3 separate regions of the Homo sapiens genome follow, and all the other regions are linked to region 2. Evidence: chromatin loops called from intact Hi-C (ENCODE). Cell type or tissue: GM12878. All regions are shown on one strand. Each heading gives the region's core, and the rest is flanking DNA. Links, peaks and the distances in the headings are about the cores only. Region 1 overlaps TSPAN33 (tetraspanin 33). Region 2 has its middle 37 kb from the start of TNPO3. Region 3 overlaps TNPO3 (transportin 3).

Region 1 (6,403 bases), core at 852-5,851, 73 kb before region 2:
GACTGGAGCCACCTGTGCACCCTGCCTTCTGCCCATCTGGAGTTTGCTTCTTCCCACTGGGCTGTCACTGGGGGGCTGGAATCCAAATCTCCATTTGGTGCTGCTTTCAGCACCCACTGCTGTTCGTTTATGAGGCTTGCCAGTTTCCATGGTGAGGAGGTGCAGGATGGATTCTCAGTACCATGGGTCAGCCCGGTGCTGCTGGTTGTAGAGCTGTAGCTTGATCTGATCTTTGATCTGATTCACTAGGATCTGGGACAGCAGAATTCCCACCAGCTGGGAGAGGCAAGAAGGAATTGGGCACTCAGCAGTGAGTGATGGCCTTGTTTTCCCTGGCTCGATCTTCCCAGTGCGGCCAGCACTATCCCTTTCCCTACCCCTCAGCCATGTCAGTGCCTGACACCCTCGCTGATCCCCAGGTGCCTTCCCCAAAACAAAGGAGTCTTTACAGAGTGTGTGGGACCAACAAGTCTCACAGGGTAAGTTACCTGGGGGATGGCCAGGCCTAGAGCCACACCACCAAGTAAGAATAGGTTGCTGTGTATCCAGTTGACCAACTTGTCAATACAGCCATTGGTGTAGATGACTTTGCTAGCTTCCAAGTAGTCAAAGGCCTGCATACCTTGGCCACACATAGTGTTGATCACTGCCTGGGGAAAGAGTTGAAAAGCCAATTGGGACTGTAATTCCAATAACTTTTTGTTTGGGGCCTTAGCTGATGGGCTTCCCACCCTTCCCAAACTCCTAAATTGTCAGAGAATATATGTGGAGGATATTGGGTTGGAAGTTGCCAAATGCAGACTTCCCTTCCTCTGAGAGGTCAGGATCCAGGTCTCTTTGCTCTGGGTGGTGGAATAATCTGTACAACAAACCCCTAAGACACAAGTTTACTTATATAACAAACCTGCACAGGTACTGAATCTGAACTTAAAACTTAAATCTGTCCCTTCTGAACTCCATGTGGACTACATGAGTATGAGGTTAATAGAAGCATCAGGTTGGGGTGAAGAAAAACACCTGACAGCTGTCCCACATGACTGATCGGTGAAGCTAGGGGATGGGGATCCCCAGTAGCAGCTGCCCCCATCAGAAAGTGACTCAGCTCGCTGCCTAGGAGGAAATGAGGCAGGATGCTGGCTCACCTGGTCAGGAGTAGGCAAGCAACAGGAGTAAGGCACAGAGCAGCGCTCTCGACTGGGGTTGTCTTCTGAGCAGTTGAAATACATGTTCTGAGACCAGTCCTTGTAGGAAATCCCTCCACAGCAGCTAAACTGCAACAAAACCCACCAGAGGTTAAGAATCACCCACCCCTCACACTGAGGTGACCAGGGGAATTCTCAGAGCCACCAAAAGTCTATAGCAAGCTTCTACTGGGAACTTTAGGTTGTGTTTTAACACAGCCTTAAACTTTGAGCTCCAGCTTCCCAGTTGCCTTCGCCTGAAGATATTCTCACTTCTTAATTTCTATTACTTCGTATATCTTGTTATAACTTACCACTGTGCTTGTTGGTATTACAGTTGTACATATATTTTGTTTTACATACTCAGCTATAATCTTCTTGAGAGAAGTTTCTGGCTTTGCAGGCAAATGGAAGTGATCAAAAGTATTGGCTGAAATAATTACAGTATCAGTGCTGAAAAACTTCTCCTTAAGATAGAGAAAACACAGGGGAGGAATCTTCAATATTGTGAGTCAATCATTACTCCATGAGAGCCAACTGGATCTCAAAGTCAAGTGTCTATTGCACCAGAGGAAGGGGAACTCAGGACTTGTCTCAGAAGCACTTTTACTTAAAAGTTAACTTTTTTGGCCAGGTGCTGTGGCTCACACCGGTAATCCCAGCACTTTGGGAGGCCGAGGAGGGCAGATCACCTGAGGTCAGGAGTTCAAGACCAGCCTGGCCAATATTGCAAAACCCCATCTTTACTAAAAATACAAGAATTAGCTGGGCGTGGTTTGGCAGGCACCTGTAATCCCAGCTACTCAGGAGGCTGAGGCAGGCAGATTCACTTGAACCCAGGAGGCGGATGTTGCAGTGGGCCAAGATCACGCCATTGTACTCCAGCCTGGGTAACAGAGCAAGACTCCGTCTCAGGGAAAAAAAAAAGTTAACTTTTATTTTTCACTTATTTATTTTTGAGACGGAGTCTCTGTCTGTCACCCAGGCTGGAGTGCAATGGCATGATCTTGGCTCACTGCAACCTCCAACTCCCAAATTCAAGCTATTCTCGCACCTCAGCCTCCTGAGTAGCTGGGACTACAGGTGTGCGCCACCAAACCCGGCTAATTTTTGTATTTTTGGTGGAAACAGGGTTTCATCATGTTGGCCAGGCTAGTCTCAAACTCCTGACCTCAAATGATCTGCCTGCCTTGGCCTCCCAAAGTGCTGGGATTACAGATGTAAGCTACCATGCCTGGCCTAATTGTTAACTTTTGATTCATAGCAGCCTTGTTCACAGTAGCCGAACGGTGGAAGCAACCCTTTTCTCCACTGGTGAATGAATGGATAAACAAAATGTGGCATATACATACAACAGAATATTATTCAGCCTTCAAAAGGAAGGCAGTTGTGGCACATGCCAAAACAGAGATGAAACTTGAAGACATGCTAAGTGAAATAACCCACTCAAAAAAGCATTAATACCGTGAGTCCCTTCATTTGAGGTACCTAGAGTTGTCAAATTTACAGACAGAAAGTAGAATGGTGGTTGCTGGAGGAGAGGAAAATGGGGCTTTAGTGTTCAATGGATACAGAATTTCAGGAGAGGAAAATGGGGAGTTAGTGTTTAATGGATACAAAGTTTCAAGAGAGGAAAATGGGGAGTTAGTGTTTGATGGATACAGAGTTTCAAGAGAGGAAAATGGGGAGTTAGTGTTTGATGGATACAGAGATTCAAGAGAGGAAATGGGGAGTTAGTGTTTGATGGATACAGAGTTTCATCTGGGGCAGATGAGCGTTCTGGAGATGGTGGTGATGGTTGCACAACAATTGAAGGTACTTCATGCCACGGATCTGTATGCTTAAAAATGGTAAATTTTACATTATGTAAATTTTATCACAATTTTTTAAATGTAATTTTCTTTTTTTTAGTCTAGTCAAGTGCAGCAGTGAGAAGGGGGGAAAGAGTAGAACAAGGAGTTGGATCTGTAGCTGACTGTGAACAATCAAATGAGATAACTCACTCCCTTTGGACCAGCCTAAAATGTCACTTTTGAAGAGGTAATATTCAAGAATCTGCCCAGTTCCTCACCCCCTGTAGGTAACCATTTATAACACAGTAGATTACTATATATACTGTTCTGTGTCTTTAAAAGTACATTTAAAGCACTCTGCTACGTGTGCTTTTTTGCCAAACCCCTTCCCAGAAGCCATTACCTGGCAGGTAATGAAGAGCCCCACAGGCATAGAGGGTGAGGCATCTCTTGGGATGACATTCACTTTTACCCACAGTCCCCCAGACCACTGGCTGACCCATACCTTTTTCTGGCCAAAATCAATGAGGTTCTGCAGATCCAAGTCATCTCGGTAGTGCACAATGGCATTGTTGATGATCTCACTCACTTTCCCTCGAGCCTGCCGGAGACATGGGCAAGGAATCAGAACACAGGACTAATCCCTAACTTGCTCCTTCCAGCAAAAATAACAGTAGACAGGGATCATCCTTCTTAACTGAGTCTGCCTTGAAATCAGAACCGAGTCCTAATGGTGGAAGATAGCCGGTTCAGTTCCAAAGCCCATCCCAGGGCCCTCAGGTACCAGTGGGCAGGAGAAATGCTGGACCTGCTGTTGAAGCTTTTCAGAGACACATTTCAAGATATACCAATGTGTATCTATCTCTGAATGCTATTATCACAAAATACTTGTTGACTGATAAAAACAAACTAATTTTTAATTTTTTTAGCAGAAAGTAGCTTACTGAGCTGAGGCACTGCCCTCTAGTGGACACTAGATAATTGCATCTCTTTAGACTCAAAACAGAGCTATTTAATACATCATTTCAGGATCTTACTGTAAGCCAGGAGGACTACGAAATTCGGAATTAACTCAGTGGCTCTCGATTTCATAATTTTCTCCCCTCCCCTCCCCTCTCCCTTTCTCTTTTCTTTTCTTGATACAGTTTTACTGTCGCCCAGGCTGGAGTGTAGTGGCGCGATCTCAGCTTACTGCAACCTCCTTCTCCTGGGTTCAAGCAATTCTTGTGCCTCAGCCTCCTGACACCTGGCTAATTTTTTTGGTGTTTTTTAGTAGAGACAGGGATTCGCCATGTTGGCCAGGCTGGACTCGAACTCCTGGCCTCAAGTGATCTGCCCGCCTCAGCCTCCCAAAATGCTGGGATTACAGGCATGAGCTACCGCGCCTGGCCCAATTTCATAATTTTCTACCATAGTCTCTTCCTTCCTGCCCCACTACTTTTCTCAAATTTTCTTTCCTTAGTTTTGTAGTCTGCCCTTGGCAATCATTTGCCTTTTGGGAAAGACATTCTGGTTCTTAAAAAGGACTGTCACTGAATGGCAGACCATTTCCAGATATGGCAAGCATTGTTCAAAACCTTTTATTAAGCCAATCATGGTGGCACATGACTGTAATCCCAGAGACTTAGGAGATGGAGGCAGGAGGATCACTTGAGCCCAGGAGTTCAAGGCCAGCCTGGCAACCTAGTGAGACTCCCATCTCTTAAAAAACAAAAACAACAACCAAAAAAAAAAAAAAAAAGAAAGAAAGAAAAATAAACCTCAAAACAAAATCTTGTTCTCTTCCCCCTTCCTTCCTTCTGTTTATCTCAATAAACAATTTTTAAAAGAAATAAGAGGCTCTTCATATTGTCAGTGGTCCACTTGATTATTGAGTTTGATTCTGTCATTTGCTATTAAAGTTTCTAAGTTATTTTAACTTTGTGTTTGTATAATTTACTTCCCTGTTAGCTTCTCAGACTGTCAGAGGAAAGCACCTTATGATCTTAAAATTCTCTTCAAATATGATGAGTTTACAGGCTATTCATTCACCCCTAATGAACTTTTCAACGACTGATGTTTCTCAGGGGAAGGAGCTGTGGTTAATTAACCAGGCTAAACATGGGCAGGAACCTTCCTTCCTCCCTCTGGGTCACACCTGAGGAGGCCTCCTGGCTCCCAGTGTTACCTTGTCTGAGAAGACGAAGCCCAGGATCCCAGCGGCCAGCTGCAGCAGGAACACAGCGGTGAGGCAGAGGGAGAACTGTGGAGCAGCAGGAAGAAGAGGCGTCTAGGACCACTCATGGCAGCAACCCCTTCCAGGGCCAAGGGGATGCTGGGAGCTGCCAGGCAATTCTCCCAGATGCCCCACACATGAGAAAGGCAGCTGCCTCTGGGACACTGTCTTGGGGGTGGCCACCCTGTGCTGGGTCACCCGGGCTAAGCTCTGCACTGAGGGGTGGACAGCACAGGCTTGGGGGTAGGGTAGGACAAGGCAACCAAAGGGCCGTGGGAGGCTAAGAGGCATGATGGGGAGAGGGCCAGGGTCTTTCCAGTGGGGCCTTGACCACTCACCGTCTGCAGGAGGCAGATGTTCTCGCGGAGGGACCCAATGCAGCCACAGAAGGTGAGCAGGAACATGAGGACACCCACCACGATCAGCAGGATGGCAGGGTCCACTGCCAGGCAGGCTAGGGCTGCTTCTGGAAAAGGAGCCGGCCCTCAGCCTGAGCCTGGTGCCCACTGAGGAACCCCTGGATGGGGTGGGAGGGTGCCCCAAACTGTTCTCCTTCCCCTGGTGGGGGAATCTCCATTATGGTTGGATGAAGGTTAAGGGGAGGCAGTACCCCTGTCCCATGGGGAGAACCAAAAAGGGCCCAGAAGGGTTGTGGCATTTAATTTGAGGAACTAAAGAAATAAAAGCCTTTATTCCTGGGCTTAAGGAGGGGCTGCTTTCGCTCCGCAAAAGAATTGGAATGGCATTAGGCTCACCAGCTTTGCAGATTCTGTTTCCTGGTGACTTGTGTGGTGAAATAGGAATGGTGGTTGGGTTTCTCCAGGACAGAGCTAGGGAGGGGCTAAAGCCCTTGATGACTCTCTGCTCCCAGGGGCCTACCTTCTTTCTCACACACTTCCTAAGCCTCAAATGTAGGCATATCCTGGAAGACTCAGAGGGGCTCAGGGAAATCCAGGGGCACTGGCCTGGGGGGGTCTGACACCTACGTAGACCATGAAGATTTGGCTCCAGGGAGGCTGCCTCCTTTAGCCCCATAGCTTATGTGTGAGGGCCAGGCTGAAGGAGGCAGAGGGGAAAGGGGCATGGCACAAGGTGGGGGCAGGGAGGGAGAGCTACAGCTCACCTGCATGCTTCATTAGCCGAGCGTAGACACCCACAGCCACCATCACCATGGAAATCACCTGTGGAGACAGGAAAAGAGCCAGACCCTGAGA
Region 2 (6,403 bases), core at 976-5,975:
AAGTTTTATTTACTTTTTTTGGCCAGGCATAGTGGCTCACACCTCTAATCCCAGCACTTTGGGAGGCCGAGGTGAGGGGAATGCTTGAGCCCAGGAATTCAAGACCCAGCCGGTACAACATAGTGAGATCCTGTCTCTACACACACCCTCCGAACAGCCAGGCATGATGGTGCACGCCTCTAGTTCCACCTAGCTGGGAGACTGAGGTGGGAGGATCGCTTGAGTACAGGAGGTAGAGACTGCAGTGAGCCATAATTTCACCTCTGCACTCCAACCTGGGTGACCTTGAGACCCTGTCTCAAGGAAAAAAAAAAAAAAAAAAAAATATATATATATATATATATATATATATATATATGTAGCTATATATAGGTAGATAGATATTGATATATAATTTATTTACTTTTTAAATTGTCAGATAAAATTTTATGCATTTATCATTTACAACATGATGTTTTGAAGTATATATACATTGTTGAATGCTTAATTCTAGCCAATTAAGTGCTTTACCTCACAGAGTTATGATTTTTGTAGTGACAGCACTTAACATCAAGTGTCTTAGCATTCTTCAAAGATAGAATATATCATCATTAACTACAGTCATCATGCTGTGTGACAGATCTCTTGAGCTTATTCCTCCTATCTAACTGTAATTAGGTGTGCTTTGGCAGACATCTCCCCAAACCTCCCCGTAAAACCCCAGCCTCTGGTAACCACCATTCTGCTCTCTGATTCAATGAGGTCAACTTGTTTAGATTCCACATATGAGTGAGATTATGAGGTATTTGTTTTTCTGTGTCTGGCTTATTTCAATTACCATAATGTCCTCCAGGTTCATCCACATGATTGAAAATGACAAGATTTTCTTTTCTTATGGCTGAATAATACTCCATTGTGTATATACACCACATTTTCTTTACCCATTCATTTGATTATGGACATTTTTAGGTTGATTTTTAATCTTGGCTATCATCAATAGTGCTGCAATAAACATGGAAGTTCAATAAATAAATAGGATTCATAATGCCTGTTGTTTTCTTATATCCATATATATAAATCATGTTTCTAGGTATATAAATGTCCCATTAATCCCTTTGATCACTCTAGAAAATGCTGTTTTTTCTTGAATACAAGAATGTTCAAAGAAGCACTCTTATAATAGCCCTAAACTATAAATATCCAAAATGTCTACCATGAATAAAATGGATACATTGTGGTATATTTCTACAATGGCATACTAGCACAATAGGAAAGAATGGTGTGCAACAACATAGATTAATTCACAGTGCTCAGCAAAAGGCATATATGTGAGTACATATTGTGTGATTCCTTCTATATGAAATTCAAAAGCAGATAAAATTAATCTATGATGTTAAAAATCATAATAGGAGTTACAGTGGGGGTGATTTGTGACTGGGAGGAACATGAAGGGGGGCATTAGGGAATGCTGGTAATGTTCTCTTTTTTGATCTGGAGGCTTAGTTACACAGGTGTACTCTGTGAAAATTATTTGAATGGTACATTTATGATTTGTGCATTTTTCAATTTTTGTTATAATTTGATTAATTTTTTTTTTTAGATGGAGTCTTGCTCTGTCACCCAGTCTGGAGTGCAGTGGTGCAATCTCTACCTGGTGCAACCTCTGCCTCCCGGATTTAAGCGATTTTCCTGCCTCAGCCTCTTGAGTAGCTGGGACTACAGGTGCACGCCACCATGCCCGGCTAATTTTTGTGTTTTTGGTAGAGATGGGGTTTCACCATGTTGGCCGGGCTGGTCTGGGACTCCTGATCTCAAGTGATCCACTCGCCTCAGCCTCCCAAAGTGCTGGGATTACAGGCCTGAACCACCACGGCCAGCCCATAATTTGATTATTATTTTTTTAAGTTAATTAACTAGCTGGGTGTGGTGGTACATGCCTGTAATCCCAGCTATTCGGGAGGCTGAGGCAAGAGAATCGCTTGAACCCTGGAGGCAGCGTTTGCAGTGAGCCAAGATCAGCACCACTGCACTCCCACCTGGGTGACAGAGTGAGACTCCATCTCAAAAAAATAGGCCTGGCGCGGTGGCTCATGCCTGTAATCCCAGCACTTTGGGAGGCTGAGGCTGGTGGATCACAAGGTCAGGAGATCGAGACTATCCTGGCTAACATGGTGAAACCCCGTCTCTACTAAAAACACAAAAAATTAGCCGGGCGTGGTGGCACTCCCCTGTAGTCTCAGCTACTCGAGAGGCTGAGGCAGGAGAATCGCTTGAACCCGGAAGGTGGAGGTTGTAGTGAGCCAAGATCGAGCCACTGCACTCCAGCCTGGGCGACAGAGGGAGACTCCATCTCAAAATTAAATTAAATTAAAAGTTAATTAACTAGCCAGACTAGTTACACTACTGTACACTAGGTACACTAGTGTGTACCTGTAATCCTAGCTACTTGGGAGGCCGAGGTGGGAGGACTGCTTGAGCCCAGGAGTTCAAGTCCAGCCTGGGCAACACACTGAGACCCCTGTCTCTTAAAAAAAAAAAAACAGTTGATGAAACAAAAATAATTGTTTAGCGGCCTTGTGCCGCTTTGGTCATATGTTTTGCTCTCTCTTCTTGTGACCAAGCCCTGGCAAGTTTAAGACTCTATTTGTGACCACAAAGCTAAGGGGTCCTTACAGGGGTGAAGGTTATGATCTCAGCTCCAAGATAACTGGTCCTGGAACCTAAACCAAGGGTGTGGGCAGGCCTACCCTTTTGCAAAATACTAGAAAGGCATTTGTAATTTTTTTTCAGTTTTTTTTTGTTGTTGTTGTTTGTTTGTTGTTTTTTCCATTTTTTTCTTCTCATTCTGGAAGAGGAAGAGAAGTGAGAAAAGGCAGTGAGAGTGGCTTACATAAGATGAAGTTTGTGAAAACACCTTGTAAACTGCAGGTTTTCTCATTACAAAGCAGTTTTTAATAGTGGGCAACGATAAGTGGGAGAACTGGGTTTGGGAAGCAGAAAGGGTGAGGAAAAAGAGAAAAAGTCATAATGAAGAGCGTCCCTCTGGTGATACCTTTTTTCCCTCCTTGCACCTGCCTTGGATCCAAGAAGAGCTTCCGGTCTTTGTTACAGTCAGCCCCTGGCGTCTGTTCCCCTAGCCAGGCGGAGTCCCGCTTTCTACCGCAAGAGGGCGATATGGCCACACTGAGCTGGGACCCAATTGCAGAATTGAGAGGAGTCGCTGTGGCCTGGGTTTAATCTGGCTTTGAGGGCTAGACCCCCGACTGGCCAAACCCTCCTCTGTCCCCTCCTGCCCCAAGCCAAGCTATGGAGAAACTGTGGAGCAGAAGAGCAGGGAGGCATTTCGCAAGTTGCATTTCATCTCTGGCGCATTGAAATTTAGGGCATGGGGTTGGGAAATTTGAGGGTGTTTTTTTTTCTTCCTGTGGTCTCATGGAGAATAAAATGTGCATTGCCTCTGCAAAGAGCTTGAAGACCAGGGCCAGGAATCAAAGTCCTTCTGGACCAGGGTCACGGGGGCTTTCAAAAGTGGAATGCTGGCCGGGCACGGTGGCTCACATCCGTAATCTCAGCACTTTGGGAGGTCGAGGCAGGCCGATTACTTGAGGTCAGGAGTTCAAGACCAGCCTGGCCAACATGGGGAAACCCTGTCTCTACTAAAAATACAAAAATTGGCCAGGCGTGGTGGTGGGTGCCCGTAATCCCAGTTACTCGGGAGGCTGAGGCAGGAGAATCGCTTGAACCTGGGAGGTGGAGGTTGCAGTGAGCAAAGATCCCACCACTGCACTCCAGCCTGGGCGACAGAGCGAGACTCCTTCTCAAAAAAAAGAAAAGAAAAGAAAAGAAAAGAAAAAAGAAATAAAGTAGAATATTGACACAATAGGCTTTTTAAAAAAACAAAATTTTCCCCACTGTTGAATGGTTTTCTCCTTCACTTTTCCTTTCCCAATGCTGCAGCCCACTTCTCTTCAACAACCTCACCTGAATCACACACATCAGAGCCAGAAGGGACCTAAAAGACCATTTGCTCCTGTGCTGCTCAAATTGTGCCCAATTGTCACTAGCACCAGAATCAGCTGTGCTTGTTAAAATGCAGATTCCAGGACCCTGACTCAGACGCCACTGGGTGGGTCAGAAACCTACATTTTAAATGGGCACGCACCCTCCTCCAGTATATACATGTGGTTATCCATGCGCACTAAATTTTGAGAAGTTCTTTAGTTCAGCTCTTTCCATTTACAAGGGAGGAACAAATCTCAGAGGTCAAGTGTCATGCCCAAGGTTATCCGGCAGAGTGGCAGCATCACTAGGACTGAAATCAAGACCCTGTACCCTGACCTCACATCAGGGTAAGTTTTTACTCCACGTTTCTGAGAGCCCTAGAGTTTTGAAGAGGTGCTTCAGAGGTTCTGCAAATATTTAATTGCAAAGTGACCTGTTTAAAAGAAAACAGAAATTTGGCATTTGCAACTTCTTATTATGTGAATCAGGATTTTAAAAAACCTTGTGGTTGCAAGGATCAGCCATCATGTTCATTTAATGTTATTGAGATCACTGCAAAAGTCCTACCTTTATTACTGGCTGACTTAGATAAAATAAACGGTTGAAATGCCACTTTTATTTATCTATTGGAATTCTTTTTAAAGTTTCATACGACAAAGCAATTCTACTGCTCTATATAAAATGTATTGGGCAATCACTAACTCTGCGAGCACAGTGTTAAGCACTGTGGAAATAAACAAAAACCACCCAAGTGAGAAGAAACAGAAGCTGTTTATTCAGCGCTTGCTTTAGCCAGGGTCTCAGCCACCATCACTCGCATTTGTCAGAGACTCAGGCAGGCAGGGCTGTGCAAAGCTTTATAGTGAAAAAAAGGGAAGTCTTCAGCTATGCCTTGATTGGAGCTTGTTGGCATGGGAAAGCTAGAGGTAGGCTGACTAGAAATTGAGCATCCAGTGTGATTGGATTGGGGACCATATTTGGCTTTCTGTGCTTGGTCCTGAGTTGGAAGTGGGGGCAGAAGTTAGGGCAGCTGCACTTACTGACTTGGTCAAGTTCTGACTGTTCTGGGATGATTGCTGCAGAGGCTGTGGTTTGGCTTCCTGGATGGGTTGCTGCAGAGGTTGTGGCCCAGAGTTCTATTGTCATATATGATCTGGCCATTGTCTGTTTGTATTTTCATTCTCTCAGCCTTATCTGCATTACTTCATCTAAGCCCTTTCACAACCCCATGAGATTGATAATATTATTATTTCAGCTTTGTGAATGAGAAATGGAATTGCAGAGAAGTTAGGTAACTTGGCCAAAGTCAGACAGTTATGAAGAGGTAAAGATAAAACTTGAACCTAGGCAGACTGACCTCAGAGCCCTGGGTTTCTGTCTCAGCTTTACAGGGAAAAAAAAATTATAGAAACTGACAAACTGTCTAAAAATTCCCATGAAAATGCAAAGGATCTAGATTAGCCAAAACATCTTTGAAAGAGAATAACAAAGTTGGAGGGCTAACACCACCTGATTTCAAGGCTTCATAAAAAATAATAGTCATCAAGATGAGGTGCTATTAACATCATGATAGACAGCTCAAATAGAACAGATCAAATGGAACAGAATAGAAAGTTCAGACACACATACACACACATATACAATTGATTTTTAAAAAGACCCAAAGGCAATGAGAAAGGATAATTTCTAATGAATAGTTTCAGTGAGTTGGGCTAGAACAGTTGGATAGCTATATGCAAAAAAAGAAAAAAAGAACTTCAATTCATACCTTATACCACGTATAAAAATTAAGTCAAAATCGATTATGCACCTAAGTGTAAAATCTAAAACTATAAAACTTCTAGAAAACATAGAAGTAAAATCTTTGTGACCTTTAATTAGATAATATGTCTTAGATATTACACTAAAAGCACAGTCAATAGGAAATAAATTTGATAAATTGGACTTCATCAAAATTAAAAACTTCTTTTCCTGAAAAGATGCCATGAGAAGAATGAAAAGACCAGCCACTGACTGGGAGAAAATATTTGCAAAGCCCATATCTGATAAAGGATGTGTATCCAGAATATATAAAGAACTTTGGAAATCAAATAAGAGCAAAGAATTCAACTTTTTTTCAAAAAGTAGGCAACAGATCTAAACAGTTATTTCACCAAAAAAATGGATGGCAAATAAGCACATGAAAAGATGTTCAACATTATTCACATTAAGGAAATATAAATTAAAATCACAATCAGAAACTACTGCATACCTATTAGATGTCTGATTAAAACCATGTGTTAATAAGAGTGCAGAGGAACTAGAACTCTCATACACTGTTGGTGGGAATGTAAAATGATAAAACCACTTTGGAAAACAGCTGATCAGTTTCTTAAAAAGTTAAACATACTTACCATATGATCTAGCCTTTCCACCTCTGTGT
Region 3 (6,372 bases), core at 1,373-6,372, 130 kb after region 2:
GAGGCCAGTAAGGGGTTGAATCCCTAGTCAAGTCATCAGAGTTTCATTATTTTCTGTTACCTACCAGGTCATCGGATCAAAAGGATCTCATTTCTCAGCACTCCTCTAGTAATCTTATGGGGCTCGAGAAATAGTGACCATAAAAGCTTTCAGAAATATGGTGGAAGGATAGGAATTTGGGGACTAGAAGCCAGAAAACAGAATCTAAAAAATACTGGCAGTTAAAAAAGTAAATAAATAGAAAGCTAAGAAATATCAAACGTCAGAAGGACCGAGACAGAAAATACAGTCATGTGTTACTTAATGATGGGGATATGTTCCAAGAAATGTGTCATTAGGTGGTTTAGTTGTTGTGCAAACGTCATGGAGTATACTTCTACAAACCTAGATGGTATAGCCTACCGGACACCTGGTCTATATAGTGTAGCCTATTGCTCCTAGGCTACAAACCTGTATAGCAGGTTACTGTACTGAATACTGTAGGCAATTGTAACACAATGGTAAGAATTTGTATATCCAAACATATCTAAACATAGAAAAGGTACAGTAAAAATACAGTATAAAAGAGAAAAAAAAAGGTATACCTGTATGAGGGCACTTACCATGAATGGAACTTGCAGAACTGGAAGTTGTTCTAGGTGAGTCAGTGAGTGAGTGGTGAGTGAATAGGCGGCCTAGGACATTACCGTATACTACTGTAGACTTTTTATAGATACTGTATACTTAGGCTACACTAAATTTATAAAAAAATTTTTTTCATCAATAATAAATTAACCCTTGGCCAGGCGCGGTGGCTCATGCCTGTAATCCCAGCACTTTGGGAGGCCGAGGCAGGCAGATCACTTGAGGTCAGGAGTTTGAGACCAGCCTGGCCAACATGGTGAAACCCCATCTCTACTAAAAATTTAAAAAATTAGCCAGGCGTGGTGGTGGGCACTTGTAATCCCAGCTACTCAGGAGGCTGAGGCTGGAGAATCGCTTGAACCTGGGAGACAGAGGTTGCAGTGGGCCGAGATTGTGCCACCGCACTCCAGCCTGGGCGACAGAGTGAGACTCTGTCTCAAAATAATAATAATAATAATAATAATAAATTAACTCTTGCTTACTGTAACTTTTTTACTTTATAAACTAAATTTTTTTTAACTCTTGGACTCCTTTGTAATAACACCTAGCTTAAAACACAAATTGTACAGCTCATTAAAAAATTTTTTCTTTATATCTTTATAAGCTTTTTTCTATTCTTAAAATTACTTTATTTTTTTTTTTTAGCTTTTAAACTTTTTTGTTAAAAGCTAAGACACAAACACATATTAGCCTAGACCTACACAGGGTCAAGATCATCAATATCACTGTCTTCCACCTTTTTACATCTTGTCCCACTTAGAAGGTCTTCAAGGGCAGTAACACACATGGAGTTGCCATCTCCTAGGATAACAATGTCTTCTTCTGGAATCCCTCCCGAAGGACCTGCCTGAGGCTGTTTTACAGTAAATTTTTTTTTTTTGTAAGTAGAAGGAATATACTCTAAATTAATGATAAAAAGTGTAGTATAGTAAATACATAACCCAGTAATATAGTTGCTTATGATCAATTATTGTATACTGTAGATAATTGTTTGTGTTGTCCTTTTATATGACTGGCAGTGCAGTAGGTTTGTTTATACCAGCATCACCACAAGCATGTGAGTAACGCAACATGCAGTTGTTCATCTCTATTATACTCATAGGATCACTGTCATACATGCAGTCCATCATTGACCAAAACATCATTGTAGCACATAACTATAGTTCTAACATTCATGGAGCTTTTTCGTTTTTTTGAGACGGAGTCTTGCTCTGTCGCCCAGGCTGAAGTGCGGTGGTGTGATCTCAGCTCACTGCAACCTCCACCCCCTGGGTTCAAGCGATCCTCCAGCCTCAGCCTCCCGAGTAGCTGGGATCACAGGTGCCCACCACCACACACGGCTAATTTTTGTCTTTTTAGTGGAGATGGATTTCACCATGTTGGCCAGGCTGGTCTCAAACTCCTGACCTCAGGTGATCTACCCGCCTTGGCCTCCCAAAGTGCTGCGATTACAGGTGTGAGCCACCGCGCCCGGCCTCAAGGAGCTTTTTGATCCATTTCTATGGGCTCCCCACCAAGGACACTTCAGTTAAACATTTGGCTGAAGTGTTTGACACCAAAGCACTTGCAGATAGGATTGGGGCAGAAGCCAAGTTGACAGTGTCACCTGTCCCTCATTTCACCCTATCGCACTAAAGTTCTCCCACACTTGCATTTCAGTTTCAATACTTTTTCTCATGTGCCACAAAGGAGGCTGTGAAGTTATCATTTCCAAAGTCTCTGCTGGGCACAGTGACTCACGCCTGTAATCACAGCACTTTGGAGGCTGAGGCAGGACGATAGCTTGAGCCCAGAGGTTCGAGCAGCCTGGGCAACACAATGAGACCCTGTTTCTATCTGTTCTGAAAACAAAACAAAACAGAAGTCTCTTGAGGAAGGGTAAAATTTAAAACATGTAAGACATTAGGATAGCAAAAAAATCTCGGTCTCCAGCACTGTCCTAACTTTCAGGGTTTTCTGTTATCCTAGTCCCTTGTGATAACACACCACATAGCAACTTCTCTTGGGTTACAGATCTTCCTCCTTCCTGACATTGGGAGCATGAGTGATATGGGCTCACATACCCTGGCTGCCTCCTTAACAGTCAGTATTAATTTGGAAGTAAAATGAGAAATGTAACACTTAAATTGAAGCTTATTAAATCCACAGAGGTAATGGCAATTCCAATAAAGCCAAAAGACCTTTCTCATTTTCTTTCTTTTTTCTTTTTTTTGAGACAGGGTCTCACTCTGTTGCCCAGCCTGGAGTGCAGTGGCACAATCATGGCTCACTGCAACCTCAACCTCCCCAGCTCAGGTTATCCTCCTGCCTTAGCCTCGTGAGTAGCTGGGACCACAGGTGTGCACCACCACACCCAGCTAAGTTTTAAATTATTTGTAGAGACGGGGTCTCCCTGTGTTGGGATTACAAGCATGAGCCACTGTGCCTGGCCACCTGCCTTATTTTCATTACATTTTTAGGATGGAGAGACTAGAAGAAAGTTTCTAGAATGTTCTGTTGAATCAAGTCATGGAGTCTAAGTCAAGGTTCTTAATGATGTTTCAGAACTTACAATGGATGGGGAAATCTGGATGTAGGAACCTAAATGGATAGCTCTATTTTCACCTTTTCTGTTGGATCGCTTAGAGCAGTTTCCTCCCCTGGTGTTTAACCATTATGAGATGGAAAGTGTGTTTTCATCTGCATTGAATCCTTGGCTGTAGGCACTGGTATCTGAGTTAGTTGAGCCAGGGAGAGGGCTACAGGAAGGCAAGCATATTAAGAATTGCTTCCTGGCTGGGCGCGGTGGCTCATGCCTGTAATCCCAGCACTTTGTGAGGCCGAGGCGGGCGGATCACAAGGTCAGGAGTTCGAGACCAGCCTGGCCAACATGGTGAAACCACATCTCTACTAAAAATACAAAAAAATAGTCGGGCGTGGTGGTGGGCACCTGTGATCCCAGCTACTGGGGAGGCTGAGGCAGGAGAATCGCTTGAACCTGGGAGGCGGAAGTTGCAGTGAGCTGAGATCGTGCCATTGCACTCCAGCCTGGATGACATGAGCAAGACTCCATATCAAAAAAAAAAAAAAAAAAAAAAAGGAAGTGCTTCCTTCTCCACTGCTTTAGCTTTTAGCTTAGCCTTATGTTCATTTAGCAAAAACTGTTATGAAGACAGATACAGTAGAATGAAGCTGGCATCAGCTGGTTTCTTGGTGACAGTTTTGGACAAAGGGAGGTCGGGGGGCTTTTGAAAAAACAGGGTCAGTTGAATATTGGGCTATTCATATCACATAGGCATCTCCTGCTTTGTCTCTCTTTCTACATGCTTTAACCCTTTCCTCTCTCCCTCCTCCTCCCACAGGAGGAAATCCTGAGCAGCCTGTTCAACTAGAAAATCAATGACTGGTGGAGACTTAGTTGCTAGACCGGCCTTTGTAAACAAAATCTATCTTTGGAAGAGAATGAGGAAACTTATGAGAGCCGTAGCAACCAAGTGTTGTTGTAGCAGCCTACATTTATTGAATACTATTTTGTTCACTGCTCTATTTTCATAAGCACTCTGTATGTGGACGATTTTAATCCTCTAAACAGTGTTATGAAGTAGATAATATTAATAGATGAGGAAACTGAGACAAAGATTGGTAACTTGTTCAAGGGCACAGTGGAGCCAAGATTCAAACTCGGGCAGTTTGTGTCCAGAGTACACCCTTTGAAGACCACCAAGCTTATAACTTTTCTCATATATAATAATTTTTGCCCTGAATTACAGAAAGATCTGAAGCCAGGATCGCTCAGGAGACGATGGAGAGAGCTCCTAGCAGAGTTGGGACGGTTCTCAGTGTGCCCCAATGTTGCAGTTGTTTTTCAGCATATTCTGTCTTTCTCCTCAGTCAAGGACCAACCTACCTTTTCTTTTCTAGTGCTGAGGAATGTAAACAAGTTTGCTGGGCCTTGCGAGACTTCACCAGGTTGTTTCGATAGCTCACACTCCTGCACTGTGCCTGTCACCCAGGTGAGGATACATAGTTCCCAGCTTTTGTCCGGACTGTCGGACTGTTGGGGATGCCTGGGAATGGGGATAGGTTTTAATGCCTATCATGGGACCAGTCTTATAGCTAGAGTCAGGGAAGGACTCAGCAGTTTAACTGTGGTGAACAGCTGGAATATACAGGGCCCGGATTTTCTTGGGCCTGGGCAGCCAGTAATTGTCAGTGTCTTTGGGGTACCATTTTCACCTCCATAAGAAAGTAACTGTTACACAGTGCATTGAAACATTTTCTTCCCCCTTCCCCTTACAGACACTTCTAAGATGGTAAGTGTACATGGCAACAAACAAATAAGTATTTTTAACCTGGCCACTTTGGCGAAAACAACCTCAAGTTGACTGTTATATGTGGTGCCAGTCTCCTAAAACTGACCCTCCAGATGTAATGAGCAAAGAGCTTATTCTTATCACTTTTATGACCTGAATGCTGAAGTGCCAGGTTTTGACCAGGGCAGGAGGTATGAATTGAATATCCCTTATCCGAAATGCTTGGGATTTCGGAGGAAAAAACACTTTCAGAAGTGTTTTTCAATTTTGGATTTTTTGGGATTTTGGAATATTTGCAGAATGCACACCAGTTGAGCATTCCTAATCCAAAAATCCAAAATCCAAAATGCTCCAATGCTCATTCGCTTGAGGGTCATATCAGCGTTCAAAAAGTTTCAGCTGTTAGGGATGCTTGGCCCTTACAGGAGAGGAGGAGCATCTTTGGCTCCCGATGAGCACTTTTCTCCACGTGCTTTCCGTCTCCTGGTTCTGAAGCAAAGCAAGAAGCTTAGCTGAAAGGAGTGGGTAGTAGAATTTGGGTGCCAGTTTCTTGATGGAGAGAAGAAAGGTAGCTCTCCTCTAAGCCCACCCTTTGATGTCTCAAGGTGAGTTTCTTCTCCCAGGAGGCAATTCTTGATGAATCTGTAGCACTCACTGGTAGTTTCTGTGTTAAATGCATTCATAGGTAAAAGTGATGTTCAGCAGTGCCTTGCCACACCCAAAATCATTTCTCAACTTTGATTGTTTTAATGAGTAATAATATCATTTGGGATGTCCTGGTTTTGCATGGTGTCTGGGTTAGCTGACATTGATACACCTCATAAGGTTGCTCATGGACAGCTGTAGGTGTTCATGGTTAACTTTTATTGTGCCCTTACTGTGTGTCAGGGCACTGTTTTAAGTGTTTTAGATGTATTAACTAAGATAATCCTCATCTGCTTTTCTGGATTTGTTACTATTTTTCCCATTTTACAAATGAGGAAATTGAGGTTCAACAATGTTTAACAATTTGCCTGACAGTTATTCGTGGAGCCAGAATTCACATGTAGATATTCTGGTACCAGAGTCCTCACTTTGAACCACTCCGCTTAATACAGTATCCTTTCGATAGCATCTAAATTGGTGTTTTGTTTTGTTTTGTTTTCAACTGTTATTAGTAGGCAAAGCCTTCTTTCAAAATAAAATCGACATGAAGCCTGTGGGATTTAGCAGACTGAGGCAAAGCTTCCCTGGTTGCTTTGGAATGGGAGGCCTGGACCTGCTGGCTCTTTGCCCTCCTGACACATCATCCCTTGTTTCCACAGCACACTCAGCATTGGAAGCACACTGCAGACGGTGTCTCATTAAAGCAGTAGCTCCCTTGAACCCACAAGTTAAAACGCCAGACTTTTATTTATTTGTTTATTTTTTCTGAGTTCTTATTGGCAGACTTCAGAATGAGGTACCTGAGGAAATA

What was found. Peaks named below come from ENCODE experiments on the same cell type or tissue, not always from the same donor. Only the 100,000 strongest peaks of a DNase experiment are listed, where the experiment ranks them.
Region 1: it touches region 2 in a loop (5-fold over the local background); 3 of 110 quality-filtered maps call a loop at or near these places.
Region 3: it touches region 2 in a loop (3-fold over the local background); 3 of 110 quality-filtered maps call a loop at or near these places.

The regions. Positions count from the first base shown.
Region 1 is chr7:129,161,646-129,168,048 of GRCh38, reverse strand. It overlaps TSPAN33 (tetraspanin 33), which reads right to left. Exons shown (of 8, transcript NM_178562.5): 2 at 6,313-6,370; 3 at 5,528-5,655; 4 at 5,142-5,216; 5 at 3,480-3,575; 6 at 1,143-1,271; 7 at 489-650; 8 at 1-276. The coding sequence ends at 175. It also overlaps the pseudogene RNY1P11. Among named protein-coding and RNA genes, the nearest start is that of TSPAN33, 20 kb to the right of the region's middle. In GM12878, for the core only: a CTCF peak has its summit at 3,937 (motif pointing left); a DNase peak (open chromatin) is centred at 1,158; H3K27ac peaks cover 2,856 bases.
Region 2 is chr7:129,088,423-129,094,825 of GRCh38, reverse strand. It overlaps the pseudogene LOC112267982. Among named protein-coding and RNA genes, the nearest start is that of TNPO3, 37 kb to the right of the region's middle. RefSeq lists an enhancer at 4,819-4,968. In GM12878, for the core only: a CTCF peak has its summit at 3,142 (motif pointing right); DNase peaks (open chromatin) are centred at 3,155 and 5,075; H3K27ac peaks cover 1,684 bases.
Region 3 is chr7:128,955,468-128,961,839 of GRCh38, reverse strand. TNPO3 (transportin 3) reads left to right here. Exons shown (of 23, transcript NM_012470.4): 22 at 4,525-4,616. The coding sequence ends at 4,585. Among named protein-coding and RNA genes, the nearest start is that of IRF5, 21 kb to the right of the region's middle. In GM12878, for the core only: no CTCF peak of the experiment used is centred there; no DNase peak of the experiment used is centred there; H3K4me3 peaks cover 256 bases; H3K27ac peaks cover 651 bases.